Linked DNA regions of Homo sapiens: region 1 is linked to region 2. The links are chromatin loops, found by intact Hi-C in ENCODE. Cell type or tissue: PC-3. All regions are shown on one strand. Each heading gives the region's core, and the rest is flanking DNA. Links, peaks and the distances in the headings are about the cores only.

Evidence for each region. Hi-C counts contacts between places; a loop is a spot of excess contacts. Peaks named below come from ENCODE experiments on the same cell type or tissue, not always from the same donor. Only the 100,000 strongest peaks of a DNase experiment are listed, where the experiment ranks them.
Region 1: a loop joins it to region 2, with 29 times the contacts of the local background. A loop is called at or near these places in 16 of 110 quality-filtered maps.

Annotation. Positions count from the first base shown.
Region 1 is chr4:170,845,096-170,861,055 of GRCh38, reverse strand. No RefSeq gene overlaps it. Among named protein-coding and RNA genes, the nearest start is that of LINC02382, 110 kb to the right of the region's middle. In PC-3, for the core only: a CTCF peak has its summit at 7,422; no DNase peak of the experiment used is centred there; H3K4me3 peaks cover 607 bases.
Region 2 is chr4:170,582,327-170,598,286 of GRCh38, reverse strand. No RefSeq gene overlaps it. Among named protein-coding and RNA genes, the nearest start is that of LINC02382, 150 kb to the left of the region's middle. In PC-3, for the core only: no CTCF peak of the experiment used is centred there; a DNase peak (open chromatin) is centred at 8,466.

The DNA.
Region 1 (15,960 bases), core at 3,674-11,673, 260 kb before region 2:
CATAAACTAAGATAATATTCACCTAAAAAACCACTTCTGATCAGTTACATATTTAAAAGAAAGGCATTCTTAAATTTAAAAAAGGGGGGAAATTTTAAATATTTCCTTGGACTCTCTTTCAAACATCACCCTAAGAGAATAAACTCACAATATAAATGAAAGCTCATTCTATTAATGTCAGCAAGTACCTTTGCTTGTAAAGTTTTTATTTTTATTATGGTGATTCGATATTAATCTATTATAGTAAAGGTAACATTTTAACTAAAGTCAAATCATCAGTCACATTAACAGTGATTTTCAAAGTTTATTATTTTATCTCTATTTTTGTAGAAACTGTTATTCAAAAAATGATAGACTAAACAGAATAAATAATCTCATAAAATCCTAAATTCACTGTTTAGTGAATCTGACCACATTTTTTTATTTCTTTTTTTTTTTTTTTGCTACACTTCTAAAAAATAATTGTTTTTTTTAAAAGACAGCTATTGAACATAACATAAATCTGAAATAGTGGTTTTTGAAGGAATATTTCCAGCACTCTTTGTATAACCTATTTGCTGGTGAGCACACTAATTTTTAATGATTACAAAATATTAGTAATTAAAAATGATCCTTAGAAGGATATATGCATAAATCAAGACATGGCAAGCCAATCACACATATTTTTTTGGATCGATGTAATATACTGAGGTTTTGGAAACCAGATAGATAAAATTTCTTAGTTCATTCTGGCTGCTATAACAACATACCACAGACTGGATGGCTTATAAAAACAGAAATTTATTTTTTGTAGTTCTGGAGGCCAAAAGTCTGAAATCAGGGTGCCAGCATGATTGGGTTCTGGTGAGGGCACCCTTCCTGGTTGCAGACTGCCAACTTGACATGTACTCATGTGGTAGAAAAGACTACTAGATTGCTGTCTGGGATCTAATTCATAAGGGCACTAATTCTATGTATGAGGGCTCTACCCTCGTGACCTAACTACCTTCTAAAGTCCTCATCTCCTAATACTATCACTTTGAGGGGTTGGGATTTCAACATATGAATTTTGAGGAAACACAAGCCCTCAGTCCACTGTATATAATATCCATGCATTTTAACAGAAATGTTTACAAATTACTGTATCTAACAAAAGAATACTAGCTAGAAAATAAGTAGAACATAAGTACTATAGATTCTATTTAGCTAAATGGCCATACAAAGGATATTCATTTTAAAATATTTTATCTTTGTATCCAAGTAATTACGATGACTCGTGAAAAAAAGGAGAAAAAGTTGATCATGTTTAGCTATAGAACATTATACAAAGTGTCTTACTTTTCAGGCTTATATCAGTCTATTAGCAGTTCTTATAAATATCAAAATATGTTTAATTTTCAGACATCACAAATCTGAGATGAATAATTCATGTAATATATGTAATCAAACATAATTATTGATATTAATGATAATTTATAGAATTTAGTTTTATAAAATAAATTGCTATAAACCTTATGAATAATTGACTAAAAACTCTTTGCAGATCAGCTTAAAAGTAAAAGAAATCTTGGGGCTGTATTCATGAAAACAGAGTTTACAGATCAAGGAAAATAGTAGTATAATTCTACTGCTTTCTGTAATAACCAAATTCAAGAGTTTCTGCTTGATCTGAATATGTTACATAAACAGATAAATATTAGTGTATTTCCAGCTCAGGTGACTAGGATTGTGAACTATCTGGTTAGGAAATTCTTTGCAGAATTGTTCAAGAAAAGTTGAACAATTCCAAGGAGAGGAAAGAACAAAACTATAAGCTGACTTTGGATACTTGAATTTCAAATATGCAGATGAGGAATTACATAAATTCCAGGTTTTCCAGAATAATCAAAATAAAGTATTGGTTCAAAGAGGTTTTCCACGATCCACCAAACCAAATAATTCACCCGTTATTTTCTGCCATGAAAATCTATGATTTTCCTCACAGAATGTATAATTATTTGTAATTATGAGTCTTATATGGGTATGAGAAGTTAAATTTTATTTTAACTGGTGGCTCTAGCATTAGCTTAGAGAGTGGTTTGGCTTAGTTTGGTTTGGTTTGGTAAGGTGTAGGGAAAGACCTAAGCCAGGTGATCCTAAGGGCCTGGCTGGAACTCATCTTGAAAGAAGACTCACACACGACTCTTCACGGATCAAGGAAAGGAATTTACTTCGGCAACCAAGGGAGGAAGAAGACTCAATGATGATGGAAGCCTAAGACCGGATGTGTGAAGGGTCAGTGAGAAAGACCAACGACAGTAGACAAAAGGATACATGTGGACTTTCTTTCATTTCTTGAAAAATGGTGAGCTATATGGTGAGAGTGACCCAACACACAACACATTAATATATATTAATTATTAATACAGTTTTTTAAAAATTATTTTTAAACATGGCCAAGATAGTAGCAAGACCACAGGAGTTATGCAGAGGTTACATAAGGCAAGAAAACAAAAATCACAAAGGTAAATTAGAAGGAAGATGTATTCTCTCTAGGAGTATCTGCCGTTATCTGGCATTCAAGAGGTTGTGTGTTAAAGACCTTCTGATCAATTGCATAGGCCTCAGCCGAATGTGAGACTGGGCAAAAATCCCTGCCTGAATTCAAGACCCCTCAAAGGAGAACTTTAGTGGCTGAAACAGGCAAAGCAAAAACATGAACAACCATCTCAATTAGACAGAGGATGGCTTGGCTGTTGACCCTCATGAAGAATAACATGACGAAACAGAAACGTCCCTCATGGAAATTGCCAGATGTAAATTAACAGTCACTTGAGCTAGGAGTGATTGCTCATATTACCTGCATCAACCAAATAACCCCAAACAAAATTTTAGATAAAGGTTCTCATAGATTGGCCATGCTGTTTATAAAAGTTTCAGAACACAAAAGCAAAAACAAAAACTCTAAACTTGAATGCTGCTAGTAGCCTACCACAAAATGTATAAAGACAATATTGAGAAAAATACCAGGAGAAACCTGTACCACTATCATTTTAAAATGTAATTTTGACATTTTATTATTATAATTCAAATGTATACATAAAATACATCTTCTTTTGTGTGTACATTATTTTCAATTACATTTTAGTGATAACTAACAAACACCTCCACACACCCCCTCGTGCAGACATTATGCACACACATACATAACAGAGGCTGCTGAGCAAGAGACGCTTTGGTACCGTCCAGCTCTGCCCCGTTCTCTCTGAAATTTCAGTCAAGTTAAAAAGTCGTAAGACAATTCTGTAAATAATGCTTCATTTGAAGAAATTTTCCAAGGTGCACTGCAAAATTACCCTTTGCCTTTCTTAAAATTCTTCTTTAGAATCTTTCTCAAATAGAGAGGTGCTTTGTGAGTTTTATTTTTCTGTAAGTGAGAATTAAGGAAAAGCGTTATCTGTCCCATCTGCATCATTTACTGCAGAGCAGTAGGAGAGAAAGTAGGAGCTCAATTCTAGGGACAAAATGCCACAAAGGCATCCGCAATGTGCCGCAATCTAGGGGGAGATTCTGGACATCACCCTTGGAGAGTGGAATAAGATTCGAGCCCAGTCCTTCTCAAGGAACGTGAAGCCCCAGTTGACATCTGGGTTAGTTATTTTTCTGAGTGTTTTGTTTAATGCCTTCCTCTTCCTCTAAATTGTAAGCTCTATGAAGGCAAGAACTATGTTTGATTTGTTCACACCAGTATATTCAATGCCTTTTAATGTCTCCAGAAGATCATTAACAAAAGATTGAAGACCAGAAGAAGTTAAAAGAAGGCAATTTCTAGCCATTAGAACTGCCCCAAGATGGTAGCCACTGCTTTGAGAAAACAGCAAATACCTCCTTGCTAGTATTTCCAAGAAAAATTTTATAAATATTTCTCAGGAATATTAGGGAAGAAATTGTTTAATTGAAGTGATAGATCTTTATTCTTATGTTTTCTTACACAAATTATTTAAGAAAATCTTGAATAATTAATTTTTTTTTCCTGTCTAATCTTCCACGGACCCCTAGCTAAGGGAGAGACAGCAGGTGAACTAAGTCACCGTTAATACAAAGAGACATTTGCAAGTAGTGGGGGATATAGGAGAAACACCACCATAATTAGAGGGGAAAATTATAAAAGTGTGATCCCCAGGGTGGTGTGTCTCTTGAGAAAAGCTCTACTAGAGGGACCTCTAAAATTTCCAACACTTCCAAAATTCTGAATATAACAGAGACAATTTTTTGATGTAAAAAAAAAAACTATAACACTTTTTTCTTTAAGTTGTAGAACTGTTTCCTCAATTTGTCTGACCTGAAAAAAATCAGCCTTCTCAGGAAGGTGAGCAACTCCAGCTAAAGATGAATAGAAACTGTTCTCGTTATTTACTTTTGCACTCCACAATAATGGCCTCTATTGTAACATCACCAGTGATTTACTGTCTGGTCTTATGGTAAAGAATATTTTTATTTATTTATTTTTATTTTTAATTTTTTTTTGGAGACGGAGTGTCGCTCTGTCGCCCACGGTGGAGTGCAATGGCACGATCTCGGCTCACTGCAACCTCTGTCTCCCGGGTTTAAGCGATTCTACTGCCTCAGCCTCCCGAGTAGCTGGGACCACAGGCGCACGTCGCCACATCTGGCTAATTTTTTGTATTTTAGTAGAGACGGCGTTTCACCGTGTTGCCCAGGCTGGTCTCAAACTCCTGAGCTCACAGAATCCGCCCACTTCGGCTTCCCAAAGTGCTAGGATTGCAGGCATGAGCCACCGCGTCTGGCATTGTTTTTGGAAGAGACGCTACGGGTTTAGTGGTGAGTCGTAAATATTGCTTCCATAAGTTACTTCTGTTTCCTTTAGGATTTCTGTGCACTGTCCAGTCCTGCCATTTCTCTTTTAATTTCTTTGTCTCGTGGAACTTCATTGTGTAGGCGGTAGTGATGGTCCTTCTCCTGCCTTGCAGGCTGAGGCCACTTGAGGCATTTCTAGGAATACCCTTTTATATTATCTCTTTTTGAAATTGCTAAGGTCACATTTTTGACACTATCATCTAAAACTTCTGTGCTTTGCTCTTTTCGACAGTGTTACTAGCATTTGCTCTTCCATCACATTTAACCTAGTTCTCTGAAGCTAGTAACCCTCTGCCTTTTTCCTATGTTTTCCATCCTTGACTTGTTCTGCTTCTTGACATTTTGGAATGTGCACTTTTGCTTTCCAAACAATAGGTGCTGTTGATATGTGATGCAAATCAAGAGTTTCTTTTTATCACATGGAAGTCCATTTTTTTTTCAGGTTTCATATTTTCCCCAATCCATTTCAATGTAAAGTGCACGGTGAGGACACTTCCTCTACTTTCTAATAACACTCAAACTATAGTGAACTCAAAAGTAAAATTTTACAGGTAACATAGAATGAGATATTTTTAGAAACCCATAAAAATTCCCAAAATGCCATTTGGTGATACTCAATAATACTGAGAAAAATTATACTTTGCTAGTTTTATTTAGTGGTTTGGAAGTCAACATTCTCAAATATTAATAAATATCACTATATTTTTATTACACACATATATACGTATGTAAGTGTATATGTACATACATATATACACATACAGGAGGCTTGGTAAATAATTCTTTAATATATACTTTTTGAAAATATTAACGACACTTAGATGTTGTTGTGTGGCATTCTAATCAATCTTTAAAAAGCTAAAACAGAATTACAAACATATTTATGAATTTGCCATAGTCCATGACCTAGAGACTTGTACACTAATGATAATATAGTTTGCCAGCTTTTTAAAATTAAAATGTGACATAAATGAGTAGGGGACATTATTACTCAACTTAGATTCTGTTATTATTTAATAAATTGCATTAAAATGATACTTTTGGGAATAAAAGTGATTTATAATTTGGAACTCTTTAGAATTTATGCAAAAACGCTTTATAATATTGTTCAGTTTATTCTCTAGGGAGTTCAAGGCAGTGGATGAAATTGATTATATTCATAATTTAATATATTTTACTGTAATTCACATATGTAAAATGACAATATTTATAATTTCAAAAACAAAAACACAATAAATATCAATCTAGGTTAACCACTTTTATATTACAAATAAACAAATAAAAATCTAAATAATATATAGCTAAACAACCTGCCAAGGACTAGAATTTCAATACTTTAAATGCAATAACTTGATGTTTTATCATTTAAATAACACTATATAAATAAATATTTTTCATTACAATACTGCTTGTATTCTTTTTCATTTATTGAATCCATAAAAATATATGCTTGCAGCTGTGCATAAAGAATAAGTATACTAAAGCAAATTAATACATTTGATTGTTAAATGTACAGAATTGCGATTAGGGAACTGTATTCAGTTTGCCCTTGTTCTACTCTTTGTAGCACAATGCAGTGAGCTGTTACAATTTTTTTCTTTACCAAAATTAGAAAACCTTTAACTATTTGAATTTAATTTCAATGATTTCTTATTTACCTTGTAAACTGGAAAATTTAATAAAAGGCAAGGATAATATTCCAGATCTTGTATTATAGTTTAACATAGTTTTAAAGTGATGTTCTGAAAACTAATAAAAAGTTAAATTCTGTGGACGTAGCCTAACTTCACAGCCAAGGACAGAAAAGACATATAATTCTTTGCAGTGAACTCTGCACACCCTAGTAACAATCTATTACTGTCAATCTGAGGTTGAGTGAATATCAGACAATGCTAGTGCAAACTCCATCTTTCATTCCTAAAGCTATCCTTCTGTTGATTTGAGCTGCATCAAGGATTACAATAAAAATTGAAGCACTCATAAGTAATACCTCTTCAGACAGGAAAATGTGAACTGTCCTTCTGGGAATATTTAATGTCAAAATCTAATACAATGCTTCTCATCTTCTTTGACTATGACTAAACCTATATGCTGAGTGGACTGACCACTTGCTGTTACACCTGCTTTGTGGCAACTCACTCAAAAAAGAAATCAACAAAAAGCCATGGAACAAAAAGTGATAAATTTAAAGTTTCTTCTAGTAGTAAAATTCAGGTCAAGATCCAACGTTTAATTTTAAAATGGGTTATGACCTCGTTGCTACAGGATCAGACAACCAAGTGGAAAGATAAAATATAATTGGCAGTTTGAAAGGACGTATATTTTCTTATCTCTGCCAAAATACTAACAAAACAAAAAGAAAGAAAAATATATTTTGAGAAATCATTAATTGCCACAGACAATAAGAGATAAATTAAGCAAAGTGATCATATCTTGTCTTCTGTGATGGCACTGGCTCCTAGAACACTACTTCCTGGCACTAGCGTAGATCTTACAGGGCTGACTTTGAAAGTCTCAGACTCCAAGAGCTATTCATGATAAGCCTAGGGAGAAGCAGCAGAAAATAAAATGTTGCCTGTGGAAGTGGTGCACTCTCCCAGTCGGCAGGGGGCGTACCCGTGCCGGGAGCAATCTCAAGGAAGACTATTCACATATTTCTAAAATTCACTGTACCATGACAACTTTCACAGTGATTGATAGAAACAGAATTTTTCATGCTACTTAATTATTTAAATACACAATGTTAAGTGTGAAAACTCAGAGAAAAAGAAAAAGATTCCTCCATTTTTGACATGAAGGTAAAAATATCATCTTACAAGTTTAGATTCAGTCTTTTGTGGCATTCAGATAGGAAATCTTAGTAAGATTCTTAGTAAGGCTTATTCTAGCTAGCTTGCCACGTGTAAGTGGGTAGCACTGAAATATTATTGATCTTGTTTGGGTTTCTGTTTCTGTATGTTGTTAAAAAATTATACAGTTTGGATTGGTAATCTTTGTGTTTCCTTTCCTCAATAAAACTATACGACTTCATGTTCATTTATATTTGTATTATCCAAACAGAAGAGAGACTACGATAATGTCAGTTTCAAAAAGGAAGTCTTTGATCCCTTTAGATTTATTTTTTTATTTTATGTTACTTTATTTTAGTAGATACGAGGTCTCCCTATGATTCCTAAGCTGGTCTTGAACTCAAGCAATCCCCCCTCCTCAGCCTCCAAAAGTGTTGAGGTTTCAGACATGAGGCACCATGCTCAGACTCCATTTTTTATTTAGATCAAATTATGACAGATATTATAGATACCCTTGCTTCACACTCATTCAAACCATTTCTAGCTTTCTTTCCTGTACTATTGAATTGAGAAAGCAAATATACACTTTCTTTGCTCCCTTGCAGGTGGTGCACTATGTGAGATTACGTTTTACAAAATGGGAACACCAAAGTAAGGCTTAGATAAATACACGAGCAATCTGAGGCAGTGACTGGGAGATGGAAATCAGAAGCTTCTAGAAGCATAATGATAGAAGTATTTGGTTTTTCTAAGACCACTGTGATTGAGTTCTTAGTATCTGTTTTCTAGCACCACTGAGACTAAGCAGCAATGATTTTTCAGCAGAATGGATTCTTAAGATGGTGGATCATGTTCTTTCATATGTCTCCTTGCTGGTTCTCTGTCTCTGCAGGCTATTCCCTAAGCTTCCCTATACTCATGAAGTCTTCCTGTTGAAATCAGAGTTTCCATTGCCTTCAGCAAAGGACCCCCATTAGCACTCTGAAAGGTAAGAGGTGGTTTATTTCATAATTGTTACAGATGATGCAATATATGGTGGTTGCTTGAGTTTTTGGTTTTCCCATTTGTTCTTTGGCCTGGTTTTGTGTGATAGTCCAGAGGGATTTAAATCTTTCTGCTGTCATCATTTTTCCTTAATTCTCTAAAAGTTATTTAAAGTCATACTAAGACACAATATGACATTGTAGCTAGGAAAGAAAAACAGAAAAAAATGAACACATTAAGGAAGCCCAGGAACTGATAGGCATCTATCATTGAGATGTAAGGGTTACAGAGATTGCTACTTGCCTCTCACTTCTCAACAAGTAAATGTCTTCTTTCTTCCAATCATTCATTTTGACATGACTTACAAAAACTTTTCAAGAATGGAGCACAGAACTTCCATATAATGTCAAGATGTAATCTTTAGTTTCTTCAGGGGAACTAAACATTCTTGTGGCTAACTTCCCTGGCTACGGTTTTAAGTTATTATCACCTTCTTGCTTAGCAAGTTGCTCATTGACTTTTTAAGGCTAGCGAGGTGCCTGGAATTTCCCTTGAAGGAACTCAATTTTTTTAAAAAAAATCTGGGGATACGGGGTTCCACAGGCCCCAAAGAGGAGTTCCAGCTCCCTCCCAACGGCATTAATTCAAATTTCCCCAGTGCTAGTATTTTACCACATTCTCTCTTTATCTCCCACTTTCCTCCTCCCTCCACTTATATATGCATGTAGGTATAAGTACCTGTGTGTACATATGTGTATATATATGGCTCTTAATGATTTTTAAATTTTGTCTATATGGGGGATGATATCCCATTACTCTTAAACAAGTCAGCAATGCCTTTAAAACGTATTTTTTCCTTCTGGTCCAGGATCTGATTTAGATTCACTTACTACATATGGTGCTGTTCCTGTTTAATACCCTTTAATATGAAATAGTTCCTATTTTTCCTTTATTTAATACTGACTTATAAAAACACAGATTAGCTCTTTCACAGAATGCACTCAAATTCGGTTTTTCTGATGTTTTCTTATCATTGGATTCAGGTTGTATATTTTTGGCTATGATATCACAGACACAATGCTTTGGTTTTCTCATTGGATGGCATCAAGGGGCACATAATTTCTATTTTCCTCATGGCTGTTATTAGCTTTAATCATGTAGTAAAGGTAGTTTCTCACAGGTTTCTCCATTATAAATTTATTGCAACCTCCTTTGTAATTAATACGTAACTTGGGGGAGATAATTCTGCCCACTAGTATTGGCATCCCTTGATGATTCTCATGAGCTGATTATTCCTATGATGGCTACTAAATGGTGATTTTCTAATTTCCTCATTCATTCTAAATTTATGAGTTGGCATCCTACTGCAATGAAAAGCTTTTTCTTAATTTATTTTTTATTCATTTGCCATATATCTCTTTGTGTATATATGTGCCTCTACCTGTATCTATTGATCCATTAATATATCTGTATAGATATCCCAAACCATGTATTTATACAAATACGTCTAATTCCAACTGAACTCAAGAGGGTTCATTCTAGCTGTTTTCCATCTCATATTTTTACCTCATTCCCTGGTGATGAGAAACTTTCATCCCATTACTCTCACTATATGTACTTAAGTGCTCATACTCCCTTATGTAATCAAACTCCTGATCACACAAGCTACCTCCACAGTCCTGACAACCTCCTCAACACCATGCCCACTGGCTCCAAACACCTCCTATCTCCTCAACCCAAATCCCTCCACTTTGGCCCCATTAGGCCTGCTGGCCTCGTAAGCCTCAGCTGCCCTCTCAATTCTGATCACTTCAGCCCTGCATGTCCTCTCTCCCTCCTCAGCCCCTAACCACTTTTTCTGGTCTGATGTAGGCTTCCTCTCTATCTTGACCATATTCTCTGCCCTAGCGTGACATTACCACAAATCCTTGCATTTCAAGGGAAGGGAAAGAAAGAGTAAGATGAAGAGAAAGAGGGAGTTTTTAGATATTTAAGGAGTCAAATTACTACTTAGATAAAAGAACATATAATCATTAGTTTTCTTTGAAGCTAGACGTGGCCATGTGAGTGAATATTGTTGGTTTATTTTAAAATGTCATTTAGAATTTATAAGTCTACCTAAAATGTATTTTATAAACTCTGTGTTTAGATTGCCTTCCAATTGCCCTTTCAAATTTATATCCACCTTCTTCCAATCCATTCTGTGAGCCAGGTAGTGAACTTTCATTCTTTCTTTTAGTTTCTATTTGATAACAGGAAACCACAGACAATGAGGAGAATGATGTCATTATTTTAATTCTCTCAACCATCTCTCTGTGCCATTGCCTCTTATTGACTGTGTCTCCTGACTGAAAGTCACTGCTCTCCAAGCTATCTCCATATATCTCGCTCCTTCCACTTTTCAAGACTCTTTCCTCTCCCTCATTCTTTCAGGCAAGGGATACTAAGTATCTCTGCTTTACAAGTCCTGGCATGTTAGACTTTAGTTTGTGTTTTACCTAAATCCTTCCTATATATTTGTTAAAGTTCCTTTAATAAATGTAATTACCTTAATTTGAGAGCACCATCTGTTCCTACTGGGACCCTTACTGATACGTTAGTTGATATTAAAGTGGCCACAGAAAACAGATTATCAAAATAAGATCATTGAATTTTGTTGCTTATGTATTGGAGAAACATGAGAATGACCTGTTTGCTAAGGGGATCTGGCTAATGCATAAGATCAGGTGGCATCATGTTTTCTGAAGTTATCACAAATCTTAGCACAAGGTGTATTGCTATGACACAGTTGCAGTGGCCACAACAGTGGAAGTGAAGAACGTGTAGTCATTGTGCTTCTTACTATAGCTTTAGAGATAATCTATAGGGGAAAAGAAAACTTACTACCTATAAATATACAAGAATATGGGTTGAGAGCCCAAAGACATAATGAAATTTTCGTAATCACAGGGAAGTTAGGGCTTGAAACCATTCCTAAAGCATGATTAGCTGGACAAGAGGAATCCTATGAAATATTTAATTCAAGGATGCCACTTATGCCAAGGTAAGAGTATTGGTGAGAAAGAAGTGATATCCATAGATATGGGATAAGTAGACATAAATAATGTATAAAATCTGATCCTCCAAATTCCCCTCAAATTCTATTACTGGTAGATGCAGCCCTGTCACTCCCAATGTGGTCTGAAAGATTCATCCATCATCAACATAAAAGCTTTTGGTGATGATATTTTGGGGCACTAACCTTACAAGCTGATTCCATTTCTCCTCAGGTTCCATCCCCAACAACATCTCATTTTATTCAGGCCCATAATTAAATGTTAGTACTAATAGAGCCCAGACACAGTAACACAGGTCTTCTTAAAAAGGAGATAGCCTACATATTTAAGGAGTTATAAGATGATATCAATTGATATTCAGCTATATACTGGGGAGTATGTGTTGGAGTAAAACTTAAGGCTCAAACCTCATAAATATATATTGGCAAAGGTGCATTCACCCAGGATAAACATATATCATGTTGTGCTCAATTTTCTAGGAGTGGCATTATAATCTAGTCATCTGGCCGGTTAAATCTTTGACTCAATAATTCATATAATAAACAGGGTTAAATTAGGAGACCTTCCTGGGTATTTTACAGGGGAAGACATGAAGATTATGGGAGATGGAAATATTAAAATGTGCCTATTGGCTTAAATATGCTCATCCATCTACTGACTATACTCTGAAGATTTGGAAATACTATCTTAGATTTTTTTTTGAAACGTAATGGTAAGGGAGAATATCAGAATCATTGAACAATTTTTTGTGGTAGCTATTGTCCATGGGCTTAAGAGGATAGAAAGAGATCCTGTAATATAAATGGGTTTTCTGATTCGATTGAGAACAAAGGATGTGAAATTATAAAAATCAGGTACAAAGGGCGAGGTGGAAGCATCTGGAACTACTCTTATTCCAGCAAGGCAATCAAGCTAAAGCAATATCTAGTTTCTGGAGGAATTGCAGAGAAAAAGTTTCACCATTAAAGATGCAAAAGGTAAATGGATGTTGATTCTTTTTAAACCCCCATTTAGTGTGCCTGTTGGCCAAATGTGAAGAGCAAATGAGTCATGTATAGTGACCATACATTTTTAAATCTTAATTATTAGGTTGGCAATTGTAGGTTTATTTCCCAAACAGATAAGACCTGGTATCACTTTCACCCTCTCTGCTTTTTGTCCCCACTTACAAGTAGAAACAACAATAGAAAGCCAAATACACTCCCCAAACCAATCACATAAGATACCCGTTTTCTAATTATTCCATTTCAGCTTTACCATTCCTACCAAACGTATCTTATGACTTACTTTTTTCTTGCTATAAGGTTTTCCCACTCTCCTGCCTGCCAATAAGTCTTGTAATGCTGGCCAACTCCCTTGCTATAACAAACTCTAAATAAGCTTTATTTGTTTTTATATCAATAGTCTTTGCTTGTTTTTGCAGTTTCTTTCTGAAGCTGCACCAAGACAAGGTTTGCACTTCTCATTACTGTAGACCCCAGCCTTCAACCAGAGGCATAGTGCCCAGGGAGGACCCTTGAGCCTTGCTGCTCCTGGCTTGGTGAGTCCATGCCAAAGAGGAAAGTCAGCCACAGGTCTGAACTCTGTTCTCTTTGCATTGAGTTTCTCAGCTACTTATTCTCAATTGGTTTCTGGATTTTTTATTGGTTTTCATTTGTTAGGTATCTGTAATGGAATCAGGTCATTTCTTCTCATCCCTTTTGTTCTCTGTGTGCTTCCATTTTGCATCGTGCTGAGTAAAAATGTTGTTTGTCATAAGGAGAAGCACACCATGGAACAAAGGCATAGATCCTGTCGGCTTCTTGTCTGAGCTAGCTTAACAGCCCAGTCACTACAAAACCAACTTGCACACACATTGGCCAGAAACTGGGCTGCTAAATGCTGGAGGGCAAAATCTGATTGGACTGTCCCAGAAGGTAACCTAAAAGATACTTTTTTCCCCACAATAAACTTAAGGGTCAAAAAGACCCGAAGGGTAGGGCAAATTTTCCTAAAAACTACACCTAAATCATCTCTAATAAAAATTGACAGCACCATAATTTAATAATATTGACTCAGAAACATGAAACTGTAGTAGATTTTGGGGATAGACTAAAAACTACTTTCCCACAAGATTTAGAAGTTAAATAAGGTGGCAATATAGCGGCAGCCCTTTTATCTCTATTTGTCAATGAAGTTAAATCTGAAATTAATTCAGACATATAAATTAGATTAAGAAATATCCCCTTTGCCTGAAATACAATGACTTGAAAAACATTTTGAAAGGGCTTTAGAACAATAACAAATAAAAAAGTCAGGACCTAAAATAAACATAAAACCCTGCAGCTTGAACAGCTATACTATGTGGCCCACATTTTAACCCTTCTTAACAAGAACACTCATAGATATTCTGAAAAGAAAAGACACTGGAAAAAAGATTGTCCTATATTACAAAAGAAAAACACAAAAACCCTCTATTGAAATCAATGCGCATTCTCTAAGGTAGAAAAAAGTATCCAAGAGCCTATTTTAAACACTCAAGGTGAACTAACTATAAATATAAATAATTAACATTTTCATTTTCTGTTAGATTTGACTTGACTGTTAGAGCCTGGTATATACAGGTGTTACACTCTCTACATTAATTAAACACCCCCAACTTCGTTCAACCTCTTCCTCAGTGTAAACACAGCTGTAAGTATTCAAATAACCCACAGATTTTCTCTATCCTCCAGATCCTGACTATAAACCTTGGATTCTTGACTAAAAAACACTCCTTCCTGTTCTGCGATATGACCACAGAAAATGAAAATGTAATAGGGTATGGTTGGCAGAATAATATTCCTACTCCAAGATGTCCACATCCTAATCCCTGTTACCTATGAATACGTTAGGTTACAAGGCAAAAGATAATGACAGTTGCAGGGGGAATTAAGGGAACTAATCAGCTGACCTTAAAATAGGGGGAGTATCCTGGATTACCCTGGTAGGCCCAATATATTCACAGGATCCTTAAATGTTAGCGAGGGAAGCAGAAGATATTCAGAAAGGGATGTGGCTATGGAAGACACATCATTATTTCCTTTGATATCGGGGGATGATGGCCAATTGCCAAGGAATGTGGGCAGCCTCTCTCCCAGAAAAAGAGTAAGTTATTACAATCTATTGATCAGATTCTAAATTTGAGAGTTTTTAATTTAGAATTAAAGTAGAATCACTGTAATGTGGTACTTAATCTGTAATTACTTCTAAATTTTAATTTGATACCCTTCATATCGTAATAAGCCACCTGGAAAAACATAACGAAATTCAAATATGCCACTGAGAAAATGTAAGACCTTGGTTGGCACCTAGTGTCATGAACAATTCCATAAGCAAGTTTTTTTTTTCTAGTTCTCCCTGAGCCCCCGCTTGATACTACTCTTTTGTGACCAGAAAAGTGCTGTTTGCCTTAGACTAACACTTCAGAAACTTAGTAAGAGTACTCCGAAACTTGTCTGTTACACAGAAGCATTAAATTCTATGAAATCTCTCAAAGCTGAAAATTTTACTTTTTCTCACTATAAACTTTCACACTTCCCTACTTGCCCTTGAATCTCTTCCCTTGTAGAAGTGATGGTGGCTGACTTCCTTGCTATAGTAAGCTCTAAATTATTCTCATTTGGGTGGTCTTTCTATTTATTCTCACGTTTTTAAAAATAAAGCCCAAAACAATCCGAGAGGTTTCTTTGTTTAAACATTGCTCCAATTCATCTAGTTCTTACTGCACTTTAACACGTCCTTTAGTATTTTAAAAGAAGGCATTTAAGACGATTGAAATACTAATTACCAGTCATTCTAATGTCTCTAATAAATCAGGCCCCTAAGAAGCTCTTCTATCTAACAATAATTAGACCACTTTCTCTTCTGTATATCCTTAACACTGAACACACATGAGTTATAGACATTAGACTTATAAATGCCTCATATATATGACTTCTGAATCTCAAATACCTATTAATGGTGAAGGGTTTGCAATCTTTTCAAACTAAACTGGGGCTTCATTAGAACCAATTAATCTTGATAATTTCATTATACATTGGTCAAGACAGTCATTGACTACATATTTGTTTTTCTTTCTTCCTGCAGACATTTTTTTCCCTGACACCTTCTCCTTCTCTTCAGCACTTGGGTTAAAATGCTACTCCCATCATCTATGATCTTGATAAGGCTTGGTGTTATTCCCTACTGTGTAATTTAAAATCACTTCCTCTGTCTGGCTCAATACAGTCAGGAAGCAGACTTGCAATCAAGCCCAAAAAGTGTGTTATATTCTC
Region 2 (15,960 bases), core at 3,696-11,695:
TATCAGAGGACTGATGATAAATATTGTGAGTTATGGACAGGTCCCATATCCAGCTGACTACTTCATTTACTCTTTTTTTTTATTATACTTTAAGTTTTAGGGTACATGTACACAACGTGCAGGTTTGTTACATATGTATACATGTGCCATGTTGATGTGCTGCACCCATTAAATAGTCATTTACATTAGATATATCTCCTAATGTTATCCCTCTCCCCTCCCCCCACCCCACAACAGGCCCTGGTGTGTGATGTTCCCCTTCCTGTGTCCAAGTGTTCTCTTGTTCAGTTCCCACGTATGAGTGAGAACCTGCAGTGTTTGGTTTTTTGTCCTTGCGATAGTTTGCTGAGAATGATGGTTTCCAGCTTCATCCATGTCCCTACAAAGGACATGAACTCATCATTTTGTATGGCTGCATAGTATTCCATGGTGTGTATATGTGCCACATTTTCTTAATCCAGTCTATCGTTGTTGGACATTTGGGTTGGTTCCAAGTCTTCGATATTGTGAATAGTGCCGCAATAAACATACGTGTGCATGTGTCTTTATAGCAGCATGATTTATAATCCTTTGGGTATATACCCAGTAATTGGATGGCTGGGTCAAATGGTATTTCTAGTTCTAGATCCCTGAGGAATCGTCACACTGACTTCCACAATGGTTGAACTAGTTTACAGTCCCACCAACAGTGTAAAAGTGTTCCTATTTCTTCACATCCTCTCCAGCACCTGTTGTTTCCTGACTTTTTAATGATCGCCGTTCTAACTGGTGTGAGATGGTATCTCATTGTGGTTTTGATTTGCATTTCTCTGATGGCCAGTGATGATGAGCATTTTTTCATGTGTCTCTTGGCTGCATAAATGTCTTCTTTTGAGAAGTGTCTGTTCATATCCTTCGCCCACTTGTTGATAGGGTTGTTTGTTTTTTTCTTGTAAATTTGTTGGAGTTCATTGTAGATTCTGGATATTAGCCCTTTGTCAGATGAGTAGATTGCAAAAATTTTCTCCCATTCTGTAGGCTGCCTGTTCACTCTGATGGTAGTTTCTTTTGCTGTGCAGAAGCTCTTTAGTTGAATTAGATCCCATTTGTCAATTTTGGCTTTTGTTGCCATTGCTTTTGGTGTTTTAGACATGAAGTCCTTGCCCATGCCTATGTCCTGAATGGTATTGCCTAGGTTTTCTTCTAGGGTTTTTATGGTTTTAGGTCTAACATGTAAGTCTTTAATCCATCTTGAATTAATTTTTGTATAAGGTGTAAGGAAGGGATCCAGTTTCAGCTTTCTACATATGGCTAGCCAGTTTTCCCAGCACCATTTATTAAATAGGGAATCCTTTCCCCATTTCTTGTTTTTGTCAGGTTTGTCAAAGATCAGTCAGTTGTAGATATGTGGCATTATTTCTGAGGGCTCTGTTCTGTTCCATTGGTCTATATCTCTCTTTTGGTACCAGTACCATGCTGTTTTGGTTACTGTAGCCTTCTTTATTACTACCAAATGAGAAGTTCTTAACTAGCAAACAGTTTTAATGTTTCATGCCTCTGCCTTACAGTTCTTGATATTTGGATTAAACATAGACCTAGAAATAATTGGGAGATTTCATATTGAATACAATGTCCTGTGTGCTAAAAGATGCTCAACTGATTAGTGCAGCACATTTAAAAGCACATTTAAAAGCAATGGTATGGTGATGTAGGAACATGGTAGGAAGTATATTTCTTGTTGTTTTTTTGTGTGTATTTCTTCATGTTTATTACAGCATTTAAATATGGCTTTTATAATCTATCAAAGATTATATCATTCATTTATTTATCTGACAAGCAAAGAAGAAATTTGAAAGCTGAAAAAAATCACATTCTTGGAAATCGAGCTGTATGAACTAATTTAGACTTCTTAAGAAATCTTCTTGTCTTGTCATCAATATTAACATCATGTTATCACTAAAATAATGTGTGTAGACTATTCAAGTATATTAGTCAGGTTTCTCTAGAGGGACAGAAATAATAGGATAGGGATAGGTATAAGAATATAAAGGGAAATTTATTAAGTATTAACTCACATGATCACAAGGTCTCACAACCGGCTCTCTGCAAGCTGAGAAGCAAGGAAAGCCAGTCTGAGTCCCAAAACTGAAGAACTTAAGAGTCTGATGTTCAAGGGCAGGAAACATCCAGCATGGGAGAAAGATGTAAGCTGGGAGGCTAGGCCAGTCTAATCTTTTCACATTTTTCTGCCTGCTTTATATTCTAGCTGCACTGGTAGCTGATTAGATGGTGCCCACCCAGATTAAGGGTGGGTCTGCCATTCCCAGTCCACTCACTCAAATGTTAATCTCCTTTGGCAACACCCTCGCAGACACACCCAGGATCAATATTTTGCATCCTTCAAGTCAATCAAGTTTACACTCAGTATTAACCATCACATCGAGTTATTAAATGTATCTCTAAGATGTGTCTTAAAGCAAAAGTGACCAAAATCAGAGCAATAAACCTTAATCTTATTGAAAGTATTTCTGAGATATGTTACAGAGCAAAAGTGCCTGAAATGAGACCAATAGACCTTAATCTTTTATTGGTGCTGTGAATCTTTAATTAAAAATCAATCTTAGCCCTCATTTGTAAAGCTCCCAGAAGTAATTTCCCCTTGACAACTACTGTAGTTCTGAGGGAAAAAATTGAGTCTTATCTTCAATTCTAACATATCTTTGCATAGCAATCTGAAAAGTCAGATATTTAATCGTCATGAATACCCACATTCACAATGTTTTCTATTTATTGAACATTAAATCAAGATTGGGCATATTGCCAACTATTGACTTATGAAAACAGTATTTGTGTGATATTTACATGCATCCTTTTTATTTGCACATCAAAATACTACTTGTGACAAATAGAATGATTGCTACTTGTTATTGATCCCAAACATCTTTGTCCAATCATAGATTTTAAAAAAAAAACACCAACTTATTCATAAGAGGACTAGAACAATGTTTTTTAAAACATTTTTGCATACTTCCCCATATGCCGACTGCTGATACATTAACAATAGATTCACATCAGAACATTCCTTACTACTTCAGCAAAATATTGACCACAAGCACAGGTAATTGTTCTTCCATAATGTACACTTTTAATACTTACCTGATTTTAGCTCCTTCCACTGTCTTCTACACAAGATGTTCCAGTCGGATCTTCTTTCTCTTGCCCAGAAAGGCCTAGCTTTTGCTTTCCAAAGAGACCTTTCATGAACTTGTCCCACTATCTTCACATGAATAGAGGCAGCTGTCCTGTTTCCCTCAGTCACTTCCTTCTTGTTAGCCAGATGTCAATTAAAAGTCTCTCCTCAGTGAGATCTGTCTTCTCAATCGATATGACCACACCCCTGGTCACTCACTGTCACATGCAGAAGGGGTATTAAAAACCGTTTAATAATCTGTAAAGCAGAAGCATCAATCAGAAGGGACACAGGCTATACAAACAGGTATGGCTGTCCTGTTACATAATTGCTGAGCATCTTCCCTGATGATATCAAGCTCTTCTATTCTCTTTAGAGCATTATCACTATCTGAAATTAATCTTGACTTGGCTGTTGTTTGCCTCTTCCTGATAAGAGGTTACAGCCAGGCATGGTGGCCCACACTTGTAATCTCAGCAATTTGGGAGGCTGAGGTAGGTGGATTACTTCATCTGAGAAGTTTTAACCTAGGGCAACATGGTGAAACCTCATCTCTACAAAAAATACAAAAATAGCCAGGTGTGGTGGTGCATGCCTGTAGTCCCAGGTACTAGGGAGGCTGAGGTGGGAGGATTGCTTGAACCCTGGAGGTCAAGGCTGCAGTGAGCCAAGATCACCACTGCTCTCCAACCTGGCAATAGAGTGAGGCTCTGTCCCAAAAAGAAGAAAGAAAGGAAAAATAATATGCTCTCTGAAAGCAGAGTTTTCTTCATTATTGTATCCCTAGTACCTAGATTAAAGTTTGGCATACAATAGGTATTAAATATAGAATATGATATGTGCTTGCTTTTGATCTGAAGAACACAACTCTGAGAGCTATCTCCCTAGTTTTAGTCACCTACATGCCATTAGCAACAGCATGACTTGGACACTTAGGAAAATGTTATTTTGTTCCCATCCTAGGAGAAGTTCAATGAGTTTGCCAGATGGATAGATAACTGAAATTTGCCTAGAAGTGGTTGGTGCAAAAGCATCAGTGGCCTCCTGCCATTGTTTGACAGAAGCTGAAAGACTTGATAAGTTCCAGTCAGTTCGAGATATTTTCCACCTCACCAAGACCTACCAGTGGGCCACGGATCACATATTGACATTTGAATGCTTTTGTAGAGCAATATATGACTTCAGGTTAATTAAGGTCCAAATTTTCACTTGTCAAAATTTACAGGCTTTCAAAGTAAATAAATTTGCATTATTTTTTCATATGAAATATAAGTAAAAATTTTAAAATTAGTAAGATTAAGTTAAAAAACAGTAAGGAAAAGGCAAGCAATAAAAACAATGTTCAGCAAGCTTTATGAGAATAAGATCAAACTACATATAAGGAACGTAGTCACAGAATTTACTAGATGCTTATAAAATACTAAACTCTCTTCTGAAATTTCTTTATGAAACGAGGATAATAGTACCTACTGTACGCTTTGTTGTAAGAAATAATAAGATAATTGTGAATAATTTACCACACACTGTCTGGCAATGTAGTAAATACTCAATAAATATTGCTATATTGTTATTAACCATTTCAGCAATTAAAAAACAGATACAAAGTTCAGCTCCAATAGCTCTAGGACTTTATAATCTTATTATTCCAAGAATGTTCCAGAAGTCTTCATACCCAAAAACTGGGTAAGAAGTGTCGATCAAGTGTCATGTCATTAAGCACTAGCCCTCTCCATTTTCAACCGCTCTTAAAGTAATAACTTCAGGAGGAGAAATTCGTTAAAAAGTTTATAATGTCTGTGAAAATTCTCCCTTCTAACCTACAGTCCAGAATTCCAAAAAACCCTTGGAGTGATTAAACAGCTAAAAGAGACTTTAGAGTGAGACCTCCTGGTTTTACAGATGAGGAAAGTGCATCTCAGAGGTTAAGCCCTTGTCCTACAGCTACTTTACGTCAATCCAATGATGTTCACTGAACATTTACTATGTGCAAGAAATAAAACATAAGTAAGGCATAAGTTCTGCTTCTAAGTAGTTTATAATAATAGGAGAGGATGAAACACAAGTATCAGTAAACAATAGAAAACATGACATAGATTGTCACAAAAAAAGGAGCAAACAAGATGTTTTGATGGATCAGAAAAGAGATCGCTTCTGCTTAGATGCAAAATAGCAAAGGATTTTCAAAAAAAAATAAGCTTGTAGATGAGCTTTGAATACTGGATTGGCTTTCCCTATGCTGGGCTGAAAGAAATGGTTATCTTTCCAGGTAGAAGAATTAAAAGCAGCAAAGATAGGAGGAGAACTTTTAGGGCAATTTCAGGGTCTACAGAGCTTTCCAATGAGATTAGTGCATTGAGTACAGAAATGGCAAAAACTCGATAAGAATCTGTAAAGAGACTCAGATTGTCCTGTGGCTGGCCATGAACACCAGCTAGAGGAGTTTAAACTTAATTCAGCAAGTTGAGGGGACACTGCTGGCTCTTTCTCAGGAGAATTGCTTTCTATAAAATGTGGTTTGGGAAGAATGATCTGTAAAAGCTATGAGGAATGTTTTGTATCACGGAGAAACTAGAACTGGGTAGATGATTTTATTTTGCGGTAACATAGGGCATACTTTAGCATTTGACAACCACCATGGAAAGAAGAGGCTAGAAACAAAAGATAAAGACACAGTAGAGTTGATTACATTTAGCAACATACTGAATTTAGGATTAAGAGAGTAGAAAGAGTCAAAAGAAAAGGTAGAGTCTTTAACAGAAGTAGATAACACCAATAGCAGGAAAAAAACAGTTTGGGGAGAAAAGATGACTTGTTTAATTCTTGGCCTTAAGTCTGATGTATTGACAATGTAGTTTATTCATTCAAGTGGAGATCCATTTATATAATAAGAGGTTGGAAAAGCAGATAGAGGACATACAAAATAGACAGTGGTTAGAAAGCTAGATTTTGGAATGATCCAAATGGACTCAAAAACATCTTCAGAGCAGGTAATATCAGCAAAACTTTTTTTGGTGTAAAAAAATTAAAGAGAGAGGACAGCTGAAGACAAAGTGTTTGGGATTTTTTTATTTTCTGAAAAAAACTCTTTTTATAATAAGGAGAAGAGCATTCAGAAAAAGACAAAAACACCGTGCTTGAAAAAATTGAGAAAGAGAATCTCAGAAATCTGGGAGGTGTTTGGAGGAGTGAATGGTGGAAATTGCCTGTTTCCCCCTCCTTTCCTCTTCCCAGACATGCCTCTGCTGGCCCAGCACTCAGGCATTTGTCAGGAAGCATTATGAGAACCTATGGAGAATGGCAGAAGGGAGAGAAAAAACATCAGTGAGCCAACGCACAACTGGGACCAGAGGTTTCAGGTTTGGGAAGTGAGAAGCCCCTGAATGGCAGGATGTGAGGATTTCTTGAACAAGAAAACAAAAGCCAGTGGAAAAGAGAAAATGCAAACAAAATAAAAGATAATCTAGGAAAGCAATGTGTTTTAAAATGTGGAAAGAAATGGAATCAAGAACACAGATTATTGTTATTATTATTTTGGATAAGAGGCACTATGTTTTTAGTTTTTCCTCAGGCAGAGGTGAAAAATATTTCAATTCTGGTTAAAATTTACTAAGTGCCTATTACAATGGCCCACGTTCTGTGCACTGGAATTAGGGATACAAATTAGAAAAGATGTGCTTCCCTCAAGGAACCCATCATTTAGCAGGAGGAGCAGCCTAATCAATGAAGCAAATGAAGACAATCACTTTACAAAACTCCACTCCGATAGAGCTCTGAAGCTAGTGCTGTGGGAACAGAGATGGCCGAGTCATTGATTCCATCCGCAGGAACAGATGAAAATGTTTTGTAACCACTGACCTCTGCTTGTGACTAAAGTAAAAACCAGGATTCTGCCAAGTAACCAAATTGTGGTAGAGAAATTCAGGCAGAGAAAATGTGAGCAAAGTCACAAATAAGTGGGGAAAAAGGGAAAGGAGAATGATGCAGACACACTGAAGACATTGATTCATAAAGAGGAAGACAATGACAATTGAAAGAATTTGCAATCCAGGACCTGGTGTTCTCATTAAAGAAGAATGTCTGTATTGGTGACAGCCCAAATAAAAGGAGGTCTGAAGCGTGAGAACGTCTAGGGATGGGAAAGGGTTAATAAGAAATAAACAAGAGGTGTGACCTGTAGATATGAGTTTAGGCCTCATGAATTTTTAGTGAGCCAAGAAACATGGGTATGTGAATTTTTCTCAATCATCTGGGGCTAACAAATAATTTTATTTTTTTTATTTATTTTTATTTATTTATATATATATATTTTTGAGATAGAGTCTCACTCTGTCTCCCAGGTTGGAGTACAGTGGCGTGATCTCGACTCACTGCAACCTCCGCCTCCTGGGTTTGAGCAATTCTCTGCCTCAGCCTCCTGAAGATTACAGGTGTCCGCCACCTATGCCCGGCTAATTTTGTTTGTATTTTTAATAGAGACGGGGCTTCACCATCTTGGTCAGGCTGGTCTTGAGCTCCTGACCTCGTGATCCACCTGCCTTGGCCTCCCAAAGTGTTGGGATTACAGGTGTGAGCCACAGTGCCTGGCCAACAAAATCTTAAAAACCCAGCTTTCCTGACTCCTAGTGAATGTTTTCTCCATTAAACTACAGTTTATGCATCATATTATGATGAGGACATGCTCTGGGAAATGCTTTGTTAGGTGATTTTGCCACTGTGCAAACATCATAGAGTGTACATAACACAAGCCTAGATAGTACACCATGCTACATGCCTAGGCTATACAGTACAACCTATTACTCCTAATGTAGACAACTGTAATACAATAGCAAGTATTTGTGTATCTAAACATATCTAAACAGAACAGAAACAATAAAAATATGCTATAAAAGATTTTTTAAATGATATACCTATATAGTACACTTACCATGAATGGAGCTTGCAGGACTGGAAGTTGCTCTGGGTGAGCCTGTGAGTGAGGGATAAATGAACGTGCAGGCCTAGGACATTACTGTACACTACTATAGACTTTACAAATACTGTACACTAAAACTATACTACATTTATTTTTTAAAAAAGTAATTCAGCGACAACATTACAATGGCTAGTGTCACTAAGCAATAGGAATTTGTCAGTTTCCTTATAATCTTATGGAACCATTGGCATCTAAGTGACCCATTGTTGATCAAAATATCATGTGGAGCATGTCTGTACAATCTTGGCTAGAGAAAGAGTGTGCAAAAGAGGGTTGACTAATGTTGTGCCCTGGTGGATGACATAGTGTATGCAGGTAGTATTACTAGGCATATGACTAGCAAATGCCTAGAAAAATTGTTAGGTGATAAGCTGCCCTCTTCAGGTACTTACTGGAATCAAATAAATAGTTACAGATAAAAAATAATGAGACCAGGAGATTTTAAGCAACACGTTCTTCTGGAGCAAAACTTAGTTGGGCAAAATTCACTTTCACTAACACCATCCAGAATCAATGAAGCACAGAGTTATGGGAGTTCCAAGAAGCAGTCACTAACTCTGAATCCAAAACCTGAAGAACCAGCTACTCACCCGCTCCCACGACCACCTCACACATGTACATGCATTCACGCTTGGCCTTTACCTAATAGGCTCCGCTGATAAATTTTCAAACATTTACCATGGAAAATTTCATACATATACAAAAATAAAAGTAGTAAAATGAGGAAGCACATACTCATTACCTAGCTTTAATTATTATAATCTTAAGGCCAGTCTAAGCTGATGAGCATTATGTTTCTTTCACATTTTAAAAGGGCTCTGTGGACACTTAATGGAGTTGTAAAAAAGGTGACAAAAGTATTCAAGAGAAGGGAAGCTATTTCATGAATATAAATTGGACACATAAGCTTACCTGGACTGTAAAATATGAAACCAAAGATTGCAAAAGCCTCTTCCAAATATACATAGAATTAACCATAATCAGAGCACATAACAATTATATTTCATCCTTACCAATGACCAATAAAGTTATAGGAGCTTAAAATGCCCCCAAGAGAGTTTAGATAAGCCCAAAATAATTTTTGATTACACCATAATTTAACGCTGAAATGATATTCTATGGGAAGCTATTAATTTCCATCTGTGATGATCATTACAAGTATCATCGACATCCATTTATCTTGGGGAACAGGGCCGTCACTTAAGTATCTTTCTATTTTATTCATTTATTTGTGTATTAAGTCAAACTACACTATGTGGAGTTCAAGTAGGCATACTGAATTCTAAGTTACTTAATCAATTTTAATACAGAAATGTATTAATTTTTAAATTTAGTGTTAGTGCAGTTTATGTGCTAAGGATTTCCATGAAACATGGTGTCATGTTTTTATGAAAAAACACATAGCAATTCATTTGGTCAATCATTGTTAATTTAATCAACTTATAAAACATGCAGATTTATTATATACATGTATATATATAGACATACACACACACACACACACCTGATTATCAAAACAACCTTTAATCCTAGTTGATTTCCCTAAGATCTGTACAAATGAGGGGCAACCTATTCACTGCTTCCCATCCTAACTCACAATTTGCTCCTTCCAGCTCAGGGGAGTATTATGAAGTTGTGTGTTAACTGACTCAGGGAATCACCTGACTTTATGTCACTCTTCTCACCTCCACCTCCATGCAACTTTCTTTGATCTCCAACCACTCTCAGATTAGCAAATATTGCTTTACCCAAATTCTTATGAGATACAAATACACATCCTGCTAAATCGACTCCTCCCACTTCTGATTATTATCCAATTACTTGAAAATGTTTCTCACCTCCCTCTCATTAGACATTTTTGAGAAAAATAATCATCTCAATTATGACTCACAAATTTTAGTGGGGTGGTGGGTACCTACCTGTAGCAATAAAAAGGAAAGTCATGAGTTTTGAAGCAAAATCATATGTAACAAGAAGCAAATTATATTAACTTTTAAAACCCTAACACTCTCCTGTTGTTCTTTTTAAAGTTATTTTCATCTTCTTTGCCATCCTTTAATAATTAATACACTTTGTCTCAAATGCCAGTATATAAAACAAATCTTTAATTTAAATATTTATTTATCAAATAATGAAGGCACTGTGCTAGGCTAGGGGTATACAGTGGTGAACAAAACTAGACATGGCCCCTGACCTCATGGAGCATACTGACCAGTGCAGAAAAGAGATATTAATCAAATACTCTTACTAATGAATGCACAAAAACAATCTGAGGCACATGCTATAATGTCATGAAGCAGGGTTCTAGGAAACAATATAAGCAAATAAATCTGACCTGCATTTGGGGCTCAGGTAAGCAAAGCTTAAATTCAGACCTGAGGGATAACTAACTATAATCCAGGAAAGAGAGGGCTCTGAACTTTCTAGAAAGAGTGAAAAGAATGTGTAACATGGAGGAAGAAAGCCAATGTGGCTGAAGTTAGAAGATGCTATCGAGAATCTCATGGGATAAAGCTCATGGCACACTATTCAGGAGCATTTAGGATATGGGGAAGATTTTGGTCTTAATCTTTAAAGCAATGAGAATCCAATAATGAGTTTCAACTGTGAACATGTGTGAGAGTATGTATATGTGTGACGTGTATGTGTAGAGAAGTGACATGATCAAATCTACATTGTCAAAATATCACACTGATTGCAAGTAGAGAAACCCTAAACACGTTTTCATTAATGCGTCCTTCTTTACCACTAGAATTACAAAATATGTTCTCTTGACTGCCAATGTATAATTTTTGTCTGTGTTATGTGTGAAATTGGTTTCTTTGGTTGATCTAGAAATCAAACAAAGGTTTTTAGCATTATTGCAAGACAAAGTGCCATCCAAATATCAAATATCTTATAAAAAGACTAGGAAAATAACCATCTTACAGGTGCACCTGCTAATTCCTTAGGCTATTTCTCAGATATTTGCATATTCCTTGTATTTTTTTTACTTTTTTACTTTAAGGGGATGTTTCTGATTCAGGCACACAAGCATACAATTATGTATTACTTTCTGAAAATTGGTATTTAATTGGTACGATGATATTCAATTGGCCCAAATAACTCTTGCTTCCAAAAGAATAAGCTTATTTTGTCTAAAATGTAGACGATGAAAATATATAGTTTCACTATATTTCTAACAAAAAGAAAACCATCAATCTTTGCTGACTATAACTAGTTATGGACATTATGTACACATAAGTAAGTATAAAATTAATTATGTACTCTGAATATTAACATTGAAAATTGTTTCCATAGAAACTTGGAGCTATAATCTCCTAGAGAAAAAGAATTACATTTTTATTTACTTTACTATTTTAGAGCCTAACAAAGGGTTTAGAACACAGTCGAATCAATTAATGTTTGTTATTTTACTACATAAGTGTTTTCAAATCTATTTTAGTTACAACTTCAGATTTATTTGTTTAATACCCAAAGCAAAGTTTTTCATTAACAAAATTACTTTTTGTTTTTGTTTTTTATTTTTGAGATAGAGTCTCACTCTCTCACCAGGCTGGAGTGCAGTGGCGCGATCTCAGCTCACTGCAACCTCCACCTCCTGGGTTCAAGTGATTCCCCTGCCTCAGCCTCCTGAGTAGCTAGGACTACAGGCACCCGCCACCATGCCCAGCTAACTTTTTTTTTTGTATTTTAGTAGAGACAGGGTTTCACCATGTTGGCCAGGATGGTCTCGATCTGCTGACCTCATGATCCGCCCACTTTGGCCTCCCAAAGTGCTCGGATTACAGGTGTGAGCCACCGTGCCTGGCCAAAATTACTTCTTAAAAGAGATGATTTGAAGTAAACTTGATTGACTGTGCAGTCAATATTTTTAAATTAATATGCATTTAATATTCTTACTTATCTTAAAACATAATTGCATCTTTTCAAATATAATAGACTAGATAGCTTTAATTAAATTTAATGACCTCATTACAGAACTACCAAGCATTCCAATCTGCTTAGGTCTGAGTAGTTTCTCAGAATTGTGACTATCACTGCTAAAATTGGAAAAGTCCCAGACAAACTGGGACATTGATTACTAAAATATTGTCATATGTAACCTATAAGGGTCAATTGTCCTTTATGTTTAATTAAGACTCTTCTATTGTCTTTATTGTAATGGTCTATTTATTTAATTGGGAACTTCCAGGGTAAACATGAAAAATTAACACTACTTATCCTTTGAGACTGTAATTTGCTCAAATTCCAGTTTGGAACAAAGTTTCAGCCAGATTACTTGAATTACTCACATTTTCTTTTCTAATATTTACTAATAGTCATTGAAATAGTTGGAGTACTTCAAAATCATTCCTCTGCATCAAACAAGTTTTAAGAGAATGTGGTTAATACATTTACCTCTTGTCAGACAAATTTTCAATTTGGCCTGGATTTCTGTCTTAGTAGTTGACAACAGGAAGATATCTTATCATGGAACAAGCTAAAGAAGCATATTTTCATATCTTCTCAAACGACTTGGGAACAATATGTTTGGAAATATAAAATGTATTGACATAGGTGACTCTTAGAATCTACAGTGGTTGCTGAAATGAAGAGCAGTAATAACAGAAATGCACTGAAATAAGACAGGAGATAAAAATAGTGACCATATGTTCTCATCAATATAGTAAAAAAAAGAAACTGAAAATTTCCAGCTTGATTCGACATGATGTTGGAACTATGTGTAGGCATGTAATTAAGGAGAAAGAGAAACTGGCTATATTTTGTGTTTTAACAGTTTTTTTTAACAGAGCAAATTAATAGCTTTATGATGGAATGGAGAGTCGCAATACACTGAGACAGTATCCACTAAAATCTACTCTGTGTTGAGGTATTGAAATCTCCTTTTTTTCTTTTGTTTTCAAAGTAGCTTTTGGAGCAAATTTCAATCCCATACAGGTTCATTGAATATAATCAAAACAAACAGTAAATTGTCTTCTAGGAACAGCAACAATAAAAAAAAACATTTAAAAAGAGATCATTTATCTCATTTTTTACATGAAAATTAATTGGAAAAAAGAACGTGTTCTCACTGTGATAGAGTGGCAAGTTCAGCCCTCGAGTCGCTAATCTATGGGAGCCACAGGCAGAGGTGACAGGGGACACAAAGTAGATGGTCTTCTTGTATGTCACTTTGTGTGTATTATTTGAAGAATGAGTGTCACATTAAAATGAGTGTCACATTTAAATGCCAGATTGGTGCTGTCATATGTAACTGAACTTTTCAACAAGGCAGAAGGATACTTACTGAGGGATTTGGAAAGCTGAAAATACATGACTAGGGAAGTTAATTATAAATAATACAATCTGTGTATGCAAATACCAAAGAAACTTGTGTTAAATTAAATCACTGGCAACTTTAAAAGTTTGTGTTTCTTCAACATTTTGTCCCACTGGTGTACTTCATCGAAATATATTGAGTAAGTTAAATGAGGAAGTAGTGTTATTCACAATGCCCCTTCAGAGCCTTTAAACTAATAAAATGCTACGCGTTGCTCCAAACAGAGTCCCACCAGTACATAAAGGATACATTTTGCCAAAAACCATATAGTCTGTAGACTATAGGGTATCACAGTTTAAATTTTGAAGCTTATCTCTCACATATTAAACCAATGTGATCAGCTGAATTAAAAACTGTAATTTAAAAATTGTAATTAAATTCTTTGATACACATGCCCCAGAATGGACACCATTTGCTCAGTACTCAGGAAGCTAAAATTTAAATAACAATTCTGGGTACTTCTGAGGATGAATACAAAAATTGTATATACAAAAGCAAATTAAACACAACTGATGATCTACCCTTCAAGGTTATTCTCAATTAGAAAATAGCAGTCTTAGTCATGAGGGTAATAAGAAGTGTGACTATCATTGCAAAAAAAAATGTGGTATTAATATGTCAATAACTTTATGTCAATAACTTAAAGTTCTGAAAGAACCAAGGCTCTTAAAAACATTGGCTCATGATGATATAGACAAAGTAATTTAAACGATTATCCATTGCTGGGTGAAAACATAAGAAAACTCATTTAACACACGTTATGCATGTCCTTTGGGAAATTCCAGTTTGGAATCACCTTACCCTGAAAAAAGATGAGTTAGGAATGTATTCAGGAAGATAAGTTATTGAAAAATCACAAGTTCTATTTATTTATATTGTGTTTATATCGTCAGCTTAATTTTAGTAAAACATTCATATAATGAGAGTGTATTTAATACAGAAGCTGTTATAATAAAACATCATAATTTGTGAGAATTTGAAGCAATTTTGATTAACATAAGAATTTTCTCTGCCCCTCCATTATTCCATACTGTGGATAAAGCCCAGAACCTCGGCCAATATAGCTTGTTTGCAACCATCTCCACTGACATATATTTAGTAATGCATTTAACATAGGTTTCAGAGGGTTTTTCTTCCTTCAAGATAGACTACCTTTAGGAAGAATCCTTAGGGATCATCTAGTAACCTTCTCCTTTTCTTAGATCACAAAGCTACTTATCCCAAGACAGCTTATGTAAAATTGTTAATTCTTAAAACATTTGGTATAAGAGAATTCTTCAATGAAACCATCTGAGCCTGAATATTTCTTTTTTGGGGAAATTTTAAATTATAAACTTAGTTTCTTTAATATTAACAGTTATAGGCTTATACAAATTATCATTTTTATATTGGGTGAGTAGTGGTAGTTCTGTTTTCTGAAGAATCAGTTTATAATTTCACCAAAGTTGTCAGATTTTTGTGTGTACAGTGGTCTCTAGCATTCCCTTATTATCCTTTTAATGTATTCAGGGCTTGTGGTGATATCCTGTTTTATTCCTGATATTTGTAATTTGGATTTTTTTCTTTTTCTTTGTCAGTCTTATTTGAGATTTATTAATTTTATTGATGTCAGAAACCAAGCTTTTTAATTAACTTTTCCTATTTTTTGTTTTCAATTTTATTGGGTTTTGCTATTATCATTATGAATTCCTCCTTTATTTTGGTATGGGTACATTTTGCTCTTCTTTTTGTATGTTTTTTGAGGTGGGAGCCTAAAGTATTAAGACTTTCTTCTCTAGTGTATACATTTAGTGCTATAAATTTCCTTCTTCATACTGCTTTAAATGTGCCCCACAAATGTTTATATGTTGTATTTTTATTTTCTTTACTTGACACTTTCTCTTTTACCTATGGATTATTTAAAAGTGTGTTGTTTTATTTCCAAGTGTTTGGAAAAAGATTTTACTGTTGCTGATTTCTAGTATAATTTTATCGATTGAACACAATTTGTATGATATCCAGTTTTTCCAATTTTCTGAGTTTTGGTTTATAACCCAGGATATGGTATATCTTGATATATATTCTGCAGGACTTGAAAATACAGTAGTCCCCTCTTATCTATGAGGAATACGTTCCAAGACCCCCAGTTGATGACTGAAACTGCAGATAGTACTGACCCTGATTGCCTTCAATTAGAACATGTTTGTGTTCATGTCTTCCATTCACAAATTTAACGGCTATTCCATCTTAACTAAGCACTTATCATGCACTTATTATCACTTTGGCTGTAACTTTTGCGGTTTAAATGCAACAGCTAAACTAGCACAAACTGTTTTTCTTTCTTTACAATTTCATGAATAGAAGATTTGTTTTTACCGTGGATCTCAGCAACCTCGGCATATATTTTTTTTTCCTTATTAAGTCAATTTTTACTTACAGTCAAATTGACTTAAGTCAGTTTTTACTTTACAGACCTTTTTATTTAAAGGGAGCACTTTACAGCTTCTCTTTGGCATA